Regions from separate parts of the Homo sapiens genome. Here region 1 is linked to region 2. Evidence: read pairs that join two places in POLR2A ChIA-PET (ENCODE). Cell type or tissue: OCI-LY7. All regions are shown on one strand. Each heading gives the region's core, and the rest is flanking DNA. Links, peaks and the distances in the headings are about the cores only. Region 1 overlaps FAM241A (family with sequence similarity 241 member A). Region 2 overlaps TIFA (TRAF interacting protein with forkhead associated domain).

Region 1 (5,387 bases), core at 326-5,325, 110 kb after region 2:
AAGAACATTTCATTTTCTTTCTTTTTTTTTTTGAGATAGTCTCGCTCTGTTGCCCAGGCTGGAGTGCCATGGCATGATCTCGGCTCACTGCAACCTCTGCCTCCCGGGTTCAAGCGATTCTCCTGCCTCAGCCTCCTGAGTAGCTAGGATTACAGGCACCTGCCACCACACCTAGCTAATTTTCGTATTTTTAGTAGAGATGGGGCTTCACCATGTTGGCCAGGCTGGTCTCGAACTCCTGACCTCAGGTTATCCACCCACCTCAGCCTCCCAAATTGCTGGGAGTACCGGTGTGAGCCACCACACCCGGCTGAACATTTCATTTTCTTGGGAACGTAAATGTAACTCAAGACAGGCCAATGAAAGCTCTAGCCAAGACTTTTACTGCAACTATTGAAAAAGAGACAGGTTTTTTCTGTGTTGTTTTTGTTTTTGCTTGAGAAAAAAACAAACAAACTGTAGTTAGATAGCTGGTGAGTTGTAGGCCATCATATTACTAGGGGGGAAAGCTTGCTAAGAACAAAGCCAACATAAAGTAAAGCCAAGAAATGGATAGAGACGGTTTCATTGACATAATTTAAGTACTCAGATATAGCTAGCATATCTACTTTTGGTCTTTTTCATAACGTAAGCCAATAAATTCCTATTTTCCAAAATCTAGTAGGAGTTGGATTTTTGTCACTTGAAACCAAGAATTCTGACTATAGATGATGATAATAATAATAGCTACCACTAATCAGAATTCACCCATCTGCTAGATATTGTGGTAAGCACTTTACACATTCAGCCAGGGACTAGTAGCTTGGAGATTCCCACTCTAGCAACTGACAGAGAAATGCCTTGGGCATATACACAGTTTTTCAGACTGCCAGGGATGACAGTGATGTCACTTTAAAGCCTGGTTTCCAAGGAGTAAGGGGTCAGAATAGTTTATTGTTCAATTGGTTTCAGTCAGATGTTGAATTTAAGCCCCTTGTGCCATTGAGGCTATTGTCCTGTGTTGATGGGTCTATGTACAGCATGGAGAATGCTTTCAAGTCTACCCCGTATCCTACCATAATTGCTCCTGAGAGGGTGCAGCCTAGCACATGAGCCCTGCTTTCTCGAATTCTCACAGTTGACTTTGATCCCAGGAAGGCTCTTCTTGGCTCCTTCCTTGGTTCTCTCTTTAAAACTTCTGGCTGCTGTGTTGTTTTGACGGTGCCACTAGTAATATGTTTTGATATATTATGGAGCTATCAGCCTCCTATTAATTGCTCTTCACCAAGATCTGTATTGCTTTCAACAACAAACTTAGCCCGGAAAGTTCTCCATTCCCTTTCCCAAGTAAACAAAGTCCTCTCAGGGAAATCTATGGAGCTCTTCACTCACCGGCTTCAGCCACCCAAAGTGCTGGGATTACAGGCGTGAGTCACCGTGCCCAGCCAGATCTGCCTTTCCTCCTGGGCAGGGCTCCTGCACCATTGCACCATTCCCTGGGGTGACACCCTGCTGTAAAATTAGACACTTGAGGTTGGGGAGCAGCCCCTGGTTTTCTGGGTTACCTCTCCTGGGAGGGAACCTCTGCCCTACAGTGAGTGCAGGGAGGGGAAGGTGGGCCTCCGTGTTCTGGACTTGCTGTGCCTCGCTTAGAGACTGGTTAGGGGAAGAGAGACTTGGTTGTCTCAGCTATACCTACCTGGAATTGAGATTCCACAACATGGAGCTAGGAGGAGGAGGGGCAGAGAGCTGAAAAACACCAGAGGCCTACTCCTCCAGGGTGAAACTGCAGCCTGAGATTTAGTATATTTTCTTGAATGAATAATTCTCTATTTGCTGTATACCTTGAGGATGGTTCTTGGAGACTTTAAAAGACTTTTATTTTGTTTTGCTCCATAATTTTCAACAGTTAAATTGCTGCTTTGCTGAGGAGACAGTCTGCTGAATTCCTTACCTCATTGTTCTGGAAGCCCTACCTTGGTTATTTCTGGACATTACTTTTGATGGTGAACTGTGAGACAACTTCTGTGAGGCTGAATCAGAGGACGCTGTATGGTAGGTAGCTAGTTCTCTGGAATCAGTCCTGGGACCGTGAGCACCTTCAAGAGTGTTTATTATTCTTCACATGTACTGTGATCAAACTCTCAGTATAAAAGTTTGACTTATAAGGATCCATTTAATCAGGCAGTTCTTACTAACATTAAAAAAAGGCTTTAAATATATATTTGAAGTTAAATGAATTTTAAAATGGCTCCCTTTTTCTCCTTCTTCACTATCCTTTCACACATATCATTAAGTGGGCAATTTTCCATCATTGTGCAGTAGCCTACCATGTACTTTAGCTGGTAATTAACTCATTTTTTCATTAAGCCTAAAGAAAGTTAACCAGAAACCCAAATCTCAGAATAGTCAGTCCTGTTTTTTCCTTAGTTGCTTTCAATACATTAAATGTCACACTCAAACCTATTTTTTAGAAAAACTTTTAGCACAATTAAAATACTTTCTATCATTATTTATAACTCTCTGGGGAAGTTCTTAAAAAATGTAGAAATATAAAAAGTAAATCAAGAATGCTCTGTAAACATTAAAATGGTCTCCTCCTTCTATGGCCCACATTAAATCTCTGGCAGGGCTGGGCATAGTGGCTCACACCTATAATCTCAGCACTTTGGGAGGCCAAGGTGGGCAGATCATTTGAGTTCAGGAGTGCAAGACCAGCCTGGGCAACATAGTGAGACCCTGACTCTACAAAAAAATACAGAAGTTAGCGGGGTATGGTGGTGTGTGCCTGTAGTCCCAGCTGCTCAGGAGGCTGAGGTAGGAAAATAGCTTCAGCCCAGGAGGCAGAGGCTGCAGTGAACCAAGATCGCACCACTGCACTCCAGCCTGGGTGACAAGGCCAGACCTTGCCTCAAAACAAACACAAAATATCTGGCAGCCCAGAAAGAAAAAAACAGCAAATAAATAAACATATTAACGCATAAATGAACAAATAAAACTATGTTGTCATTTATATTCAGCATAACATTTATAATTATTTGGCTTTAAAAACACTTTAGAACCAATTCAACAAACATTTTTTCTGGTACCTATAAAGTATTAGATAAGTAATATTACATCCTTAACTTTGAGAAGCTAACAATCTAGTGTGGAGGTTAACATTTATAAACAAATACATATATTTTAAGGCAAAATGTGATCAACATTTAAGAGCTGCAAAATGCTTGGCATTTAGTTCAAAAAAGGTCAATTTGGTCATAAACTAAATCAAAAGAATTGGCAAAAAACCCACTAATGCACTGCTTTCAAATATTTAAATGATGTTTTTAAAAATGATATGGTGTGTTTAACTGCTTCTGTATTATTATATAAAAGGATAGCTGGTTATAGCACTGATAAACCACAAACCGATTCTGTGGTTTACAAAACATCTTCACTTCAGAATTTAGTCACCTGCAAAGACTGATTTCTTGCTTTGTATTCCTCTTCATCTCAAAGGTTATCCCTATGTAGATATGCTCTGAAATATGTAAGCCTTGAAAACAACAAGCAATGTTTAAATGAAATTTTTAACTTATTTCATGACACATTTATTAATTTAAAAAATGAACACTAATTGAATAGTATGTGTTGGGCAATGCTTTAAGTACTATGATCTTCAAAACATAAAGGAAACTGAGGAAGAGAGATTATGTAATTTAGTCAAGATCCCTTAGTAATTGGTGGAATCTAGACACATTCAGGCAATCTGGCTCTAAAGCCTATGTTCTAAAGCCTACACTATAGGCTTTGTTATAAATATAAAATCAATCTTGTGATGATTCACATTCTAATTGTTTCAATGTATCAGTTTTTAAAAGCAGTTTAGTTATACTTGTCTTGATTCACTTACATCAGCAAAAATAATACTTTTTTTGAATATAAACTCAAGATTTTTTTTTGTTTTTGTTTTTGTTTTTTGAGACAGAGTCTCACTCTGTCACCCAGGTTGGAGTGCAGTGGCGCGATCTCGGCTCACTGCAACCTCCGCCTCCCAGGTTCATGCCATTCTCCTGCCTCAGCCTCCTGAGTAGCTGGGACTACAGGCGCCCGCCACCATGCCTGGCTAATTTTTTATATTTTTAGTAGAGACGAGGTTTCACCGTGTTAGCCAGGATAGTCTCGATCTCCTAACCTCGTGATTCGCCCGCCTCGGCCTCCCAAAGTGCTGGGATCACAGGCGTGAGCCACCGCACCCGGCCATAAACTCAAGATTTTATAGTCTTCATAATAAAACAAAAGATGACACTTAGAACTGAATCACTTGGGCCTTTCTTTCCTTATCTCCTCCCAGTTCAAAATGCTTGCATCTTTTAATAGCCAGCATTCTCTTAGATCTGCAGTTGGCTCAACACACTCAAGCCTTAGCACAATCATCTTTGTAGTTTTATTTCCAGAAAATTGGCTTAGCTTGTCCCCCATAGTCACTCTGCTTCTTGTCGTAACACCGCTTTCCCTGGGCATACAGAGAATCCTTGCCCTTCTTGTACTGTGTCATTTTGTGGGGTTGGTGCTTGCCACACTTCGTACAGAAAGTCCAGTGGGTTTTAGGAATGTTTACCATGTTTGCAGGAGTGCTATCGGCACAGAAAGAAAGTAAAAATAATAATTTTAAAATGGTTTTGTGGTTTTTGCATTTTTTTTCCTGTACAATAACAGTTTCTTGTTTTATACACACATCTGGCTCACTGTAGTATAGCACCTGGTCTCAATTGTCATACTTACTATTTGACCAGGATTTTAAAAATTTCATCTTTTCTTAAAAATAAAAAACAAAACCAATCTCTAACCTTTAATCCCATTCCTACCCCCAGAAGAAAAGAAAAACTATAGAAGTTGGCACAAAGACTAAGCACATTGAGCACTTCAAAAGTGGGCTTTTTTTTTTTTTTTCCTATTTTTAACTGTATCCAGTTAAGAGAGAAAATGTATCACATTTGGCCAGAAAATAACCACTTGTTTTCCCCTGAAATTTTCTTGCCTTCATACTACAGTAGTCCCCCTTATCCAGTTTCTCTTTTCCCAGTTTCAGTTAGCTGCAGTCAACTGTGGTCTGAAAATATTAAATGGAAAATTCCATAAATAAATAATTTGTAAATTTTAAATTGTGGGCCATTTTGAGTATAGTGATGAAATCTCACACCATCTTGCTCCATCCTGCTCGGGACATGACTCATGCTTTTGTCCAGTGTATCCATGCTGTTGACATGATCCACCCATTAGTCGCTTAGTAGTCACCTCAATTATCAGATCGACAGATCACAAGAAGGGTGACTATGATACAATAAGATTATTTTGAGAGAAAGAGAGACCACATTCATACAACTTTTATTACAGTATATTATTATAGTTGTTCTAATTTATTCTTA
Region 2 (5,363 bases), core at 364-5,363:
TTCCTGGGCAGAAATATAAGTTATATAAGTGGCCAAGTGGGCATACTCTCACCATGCCCTCCTAGTAGGTGTGAGTTCAGAGGCCACCCCCTGGAGGTGAGAGTTCTGTGGGGACATGCTTTGGTCTGCAAATCGACTGTCAACTCTCCAGGAGAGATCAAAGTTAAGGTTGTCTTGGAGCACATAGTTAGATATACTTGCCCTGTAGGGAATTTCTGGTCAGGAAAGGTGAATGGTTACATTTGCATTTCTGAAGGTCTAAGTAGGAAGTGGGGCACAGGGAAAAGAGAAAATAATTAAAAAAATTAAACTATGACTTAGAAAAGTGGAGGTACTTGGTTACAGTGTATCAGGGTATCAGCAGTCTGCCTGGCACATGAAAGGCATGAAATAAGTAATAGCCCTTATTCCTGTCTGTATTAGTTTGTTCTCACACTGCTAATAAAGACATACCTGAGACCGGGTAATTTATACAGGAAAGAGATTTAATGGACTCACAGTTCCACATGGCTGGGGAAGCCTCACAATCATGGCAGAAGGCAAGGAGGAGCAAGTCACATCTTACATGGATGGCAGCAGGCAAAGAGAGAGCCTGTGCATGGAAACTCCCCCTTATAAAACCATCAGATCTTGTGATACTTATTCACTATCACAAGAACAGCATGGGAAAGACCTATCCCCATGATTCAATTACCTCCTATCAGGTCCCTTCCACAACATGTGGGACTCGTGGGAGCTATAATTCAAGATGAGATTGGGGTGGGGACACAGCCAAACCATATCACTGTCAGAGTTTGCTGTGGTTTTATACCTTCATAAGATAGGTGAATGCATCCATCAGCTCAGGCTCTGATATAGTGCAGTAACAAATGACCTAAAAAATCTCAGTGGCTTATTGGAAGAAGGGTTGGTTTTTTTGCTAATATTAACTGTCCTTTATGTATCTGTCTTCGGCTCTTCCCTCTGGGACCCAGACTGAGCTGCTCCTTGTGGGAACTGCTGATGTTTTGACAAAAGAAAGAGGGAAGGTGGAACTACACAGTGGCTTTTAAGTTTCTGCTTGGAAGTAAGTCACTGCCATTCATGTTTCATTGACATGGTTGTTAATGAAGTGGATCATCATTTTAAAGGGGCAGAACTGGTAGGGACAGGCCTGCAAGGATGGGGTAGCAAATATTTGACACTAAAGCAGTCTGCCTCAGTGTTTGTTGGATGGAGTCACAATTGTGAACCCAGAGATTCATCAAACCCAGACAATTGATCTGCCCCAAGACACTCATAGCCACTGATGTATAAACCAGAATGCCATTTTTTCTCTCTAACAGTGGATAATATATCTGTCCTGGGGACTGAGTATAAGAACCTATATGGGGTAAGCTTTTCTTGTGGTTGATTTGCTCAGAAGACTGAATTATAAAGTAATAGCTTATATAAAGCATACAAAAACAAAATTTGGATGTTACCAAAAGACTATTTAGATCCAGAATACACCATGGTTTTTAATACAGTTCTCCTTTTGGAATTCTTATCGCCTGAAGTCCAAGAATGAACTAAATTGATGGCAGCATATTGTAAATAAAGCTGGAGATCACTTACAGATTTCTGACACTTCTTTTCAGGCTCTTGTTAATAGCAAATGCTTTTCTTGTCGACTGCTAATGCATCATCCCATGACTTATAATTATTCTTTTATGCTGTCTGCTTCCTGAATAATGAGACTTTATTATCATAATTATAGTGTCTTCAAATCACAGTGTAATATGGATTAACCAGTTTTACCCATTGTGTGTTAATTCTTGCTGACTTTGGCTTCATAGTAAGTTTTACCACCCCTAGCACAGGATTTTGAGGATTTTTCTCAGTTTTTCTGCTTATAGCTGGACATCTGTGGCCTGCTTGGGTAGAGCAATATGATGCAATAATGTTCAAAAATATATTATGAAAATAAAATTGAAGATGCATTTTCAAATCAATAGAAAAGAAATATTGCTTAGCTATGTCATTTGTTGGATAATTGAATAAATTGAGAGTTTGATTCCCAGCAGCAAAACTTTGTAAAACAGAAGGAAAGATTATATTTTAAAAGTAAATAGCAGGGCTGGGAACGGTGGCTCATGCCTGTAATCCTAGCACTTTGAGAGACCGAGGGTGGGTGGATTGCCTAAGCTCAGGAGTTTGAGAGCAGCCTGGGCATCATGGTAAAACCCTGTCTCTACTAAAATATGAAAAATTAGCTGGGAGTGGTGGCGCACACTTGTAGTCCCACCTACTCGGGAGGCTGAGACAGGAGAATTGCTTGAACCTGGGAGGCAGAGGTTGCAGTGAGCCAAGATCACGCCACTGCACACTGCACTCCAGTGACAGCAAGACGCTGTCTCCAAAAAAAAAAAAAAAAAAAAAAAAGGAAATGCCAGCAAGATAGAAAGGGAAAGAAAATATTCTTTCTGGTTTTTGTTTTTTATATTTCAAACCAGCATAATTTTGATGCCAACATCTAATATAGATGGCAAACAAAAAACAATAAAACTACAAATCAATCTCACTTAAGACTGATTATCTCCAAACCCCAAATCAGTATAAGCAGACAGTGTCCGGTAGCTGCAGCAAGGGAGAGTCATCCAAGGAATGCAGGCGGCACTCAGCATCTCTCTGGGTACTGGTGTAACTTCTCGCCGTGCTACAGTTACAGAATTCTGTGCAGCTGTTAAAGAATGAGGTATATTTGTAAGTGTAGATATGGGAAAATTATCACCCATATGTATTATTAATTGAAAAATTGGTCAGGCATAGTGGCTCACGCCTGTAATCCCAGCACTTTTGGGAGGGCGAGGCGGGTGAATCACCTGAGCTCAGGAGTTTTGAGAGCAGCTTGGCTAACATGGCAAAACTCCGTCTCTACTAAAAATACAAAAATTAGCCGGGTGTGGTGGTGCGTTTCTGTAATCCCGGCTACTCAGGAGGTTGAGGCAGGAGAATTGCTTGAACCCGGGAGGTGGAGTTTGCAGTGAGCTGAGATTGCGCCATTGCACTCCAGCCTGGGCGACAGAGACCTGTCTCAAAAAAAAAAAAAGAGGAACAAAGAAAGGTTCAGAACTAAATATAGCATGTTTCTATTTGTGTAAGAAATTTTTTTCTCTGTGGAGAAATGTGCTCGTATGTGTGTTTGTGTGTGTGAGAGTGCACACATATAGTTATGCTGGTTATGTAAACAAAATTTCTCTAAGGATAAAAGTAGCTTTTACAGTGGTTGTACTCTAGGAGAGAAAGACAAAGAGTTCAGGTGGGGGAGAAATACTCTTTTTTTTAAATCCTTTGTTAGTGTTTGAATTTTAAAATCATGTACATGTACTTTTAAAAAATTAGTTTTAAAATGGCAATTCTCTGTTGAAGTAACTTCACAAAAATTTTAGTAGCTATTTCTCCTGTCCTGTTATACTGCTTTTAAGTACTGTACTAATTACCAAAGATATATGAAGTGAAGTGTAGGTGGAGGGCACCTCGGGCCATCGGCTCTCAAGGGATGTGGTTAACAACAGTTGGACTGTGCTATTTGTAGTTAATGACAGTTTGTCCATCCAGTCATTGAGTACCACTGACAAAAATAAATAATTCTGATACCAGTGCAGGCTGTGATAATTAGAACCAACTCATGGAGACTTATATTCTTAAAAGTAATGTCTAAAATTTGAAATTATAGAATAAAATAACCATTTAAAGCATTTACTATTTTTAATCATTTACCTGTTAGAAATCAAAGTGAGGATATAAAGGATAAATGTTACAATTGTTTGTTTATAACTATTAAGTTTTTTTCTTTAACCAGGTTTCACAATTCATAATATATTTAATTATAATCCAGTTAATAAACTATGTTTGCTTTATGTATATATCCTCTGAAGGTATTCAAACCAAAGAGATTTTTTATTTCCTAATTTTCTTTTTAAAGTACACCTGTCATATTTTCTCTGGGCTCAAGTCACTCTATTTAGGTGAAAGAGGAACTGAGGTTTCTTTATGCTTCCCTCAAATCATTTTATTATCAAAAATCATTCTTTGTTATTGTCTGCATTTTATGTATGGTGTTATAGTCAAACTAGAAATGAAAAAGATAGGAGAAGCTAGTGTAGCAATTTTATAGGGCTTGGTATAAGATTTCACATATCTACTAGTTCACTGAAAGTATTGTCTATGTACTGTTTTCTTAAAGTCCAGATAAATTGCCTATCAGATGATGTTCATCAAAACGTTAGAATCAAAGTTCTCAATGCCTCAAGCATAAGCAGAAACTAACATGGTAATTTAATTATTGCAGGTGGGCCTTGTGCACATCATGACCAGTTTTGAAGATGCTGACACAGAAGAGACAGTAACTTGTCTCCAGATGACGGTTTACCATCCTGGCCAGTTGCAGTGTGGAATATTTCAGTCAATAAGTTTTAACAGAGAGAAACTCCCTTCCAGCGAAGTGGTGAAATTTGGCCGAAATTCCAACATCTGTCATTATACTTTTCAGGACAAACAGGTTTCCCGAGTTCAGTTTTCTCTGCAGCTGTTTAAAAAATTCAACAGCTCAGTTCTCTCCTTTGAAATAAAAAATATGAGTAAAAAGACCAATCTGATCGTGGACAGCAGAGAGCTGGGCTACCTAAATAAAATGGACCTGCCATACAGGTGCATGGTCAGATTCGGAGAGTATCAGTTTCTGATGGAGAAGGAAGATGGCGAGTCATTGGAATTTTTTGAGACTCAATTTATTTTATCTCCAAGATCACTCTTGCAAGAAAACAACTGGCCACCACACAGGCCCATACCGGAGTATGGCACTTATTCGCTCTGCTCCTCCCAAAGCAGTTCTCCGACAGAAATGGATGAAAATGAGTCATGAACACAGAAAGTCTAAGAGGAGAAATATGATGGATGAAGAGCTCTGTAGATGCTGTATAGACACTAAATAAGAGTTGATTAGGGTAGTATATTATAGTCATCTGTTATGCTGTGAAATTTGGAATTCAGTATTATCATTTTGAAGTCTGTAAATTGTGTTAGTCATTAACTTAGTCACCTGTTGTATTCTGGATCTACACAAAATTATTTTAACTGCTCTTATTAATCTGTGAGGATTAATATACAAAAAGTATCCTTTGAGATGAAGTCGTGTTCTCAAAATAAGGTTATATTATTTTCTTTTTCTGCTTGATTTTCATCTTGTGTTTTGCTTTGTTTTTGTAAGGAACCATCTCTTGGTTTGGTCACATCAGTTCACAACAGCCATTTGTTTTCAAGGTCAAGGCTCCAGGCAGGTTGTTACTGGTGTTTGCAGCCTGTCAGTACTTGCAGTACTGGAATAGGTTCTAGGCTAGTGT

Evidence for each region. ChIA-PET counts read pairs that join two places held together with the same protein. Peaks named below come from ENCODE experiments on the same cell type or tissue, not always from the same donor. Only the 100,000 strongest peaks of a DNase experiment are listed, where the experiment ranks them.
Region 1: POLR2A ChIA-PET joins it to region 2 with 10 read pairs; 2 of 35 experiments call an interaction of 5 or more read pairs at or near these places.

What each region holds. Positions count from the first base shown.
Region 1 is chr4:112,170,411-112,175,797 of GRCh38, reverse strand. The region is part of intron 1 of FAM241A (family with sequence similarity 241 member A); the gene reads right to left. It also overlaps the pseudogene RPL36AP19. Among named protein-coding and RNA genes, the nearest start is that of FAM241A, 28 kb to the right of the region's middle. In OCI-LY7, for the core only: no CTCF peak of the experiment used is centred there; DNase peaks (open chromatin) are centred at 3,397, 4,407 and 5,197; H3K4me3 peaks cover 2,068 bases; H3K27ac peaks cover 2,431 bases.
Region 2 is chr4:112,277,384-112,282,746 of GRCh38, reverse strand. It overlaps TIFA (TRAF interacting protein with forkhead associated domain), which reads left to right. Exons shown (of 2, transcript NM_052864.3): 2 at 4,313-5,363. The coding sequence starts at 4,331. The coding sequence ends at 4,885. Among named protein-coding and RNA genes, the nearest start is that of TIFA, 5.8 kb to the left of the region's middle. RefSeq lists an enhancer at 2,989-3,218. In OCI-LY7, for the core only: no CTCF peak of the experiment used is centred there; DNase peaks (open chromatin) are centred at 3,126 and 3,526; H3K4me3 peaks cover 3,001 bases; H3K27ac peaks cover 4,092 bases.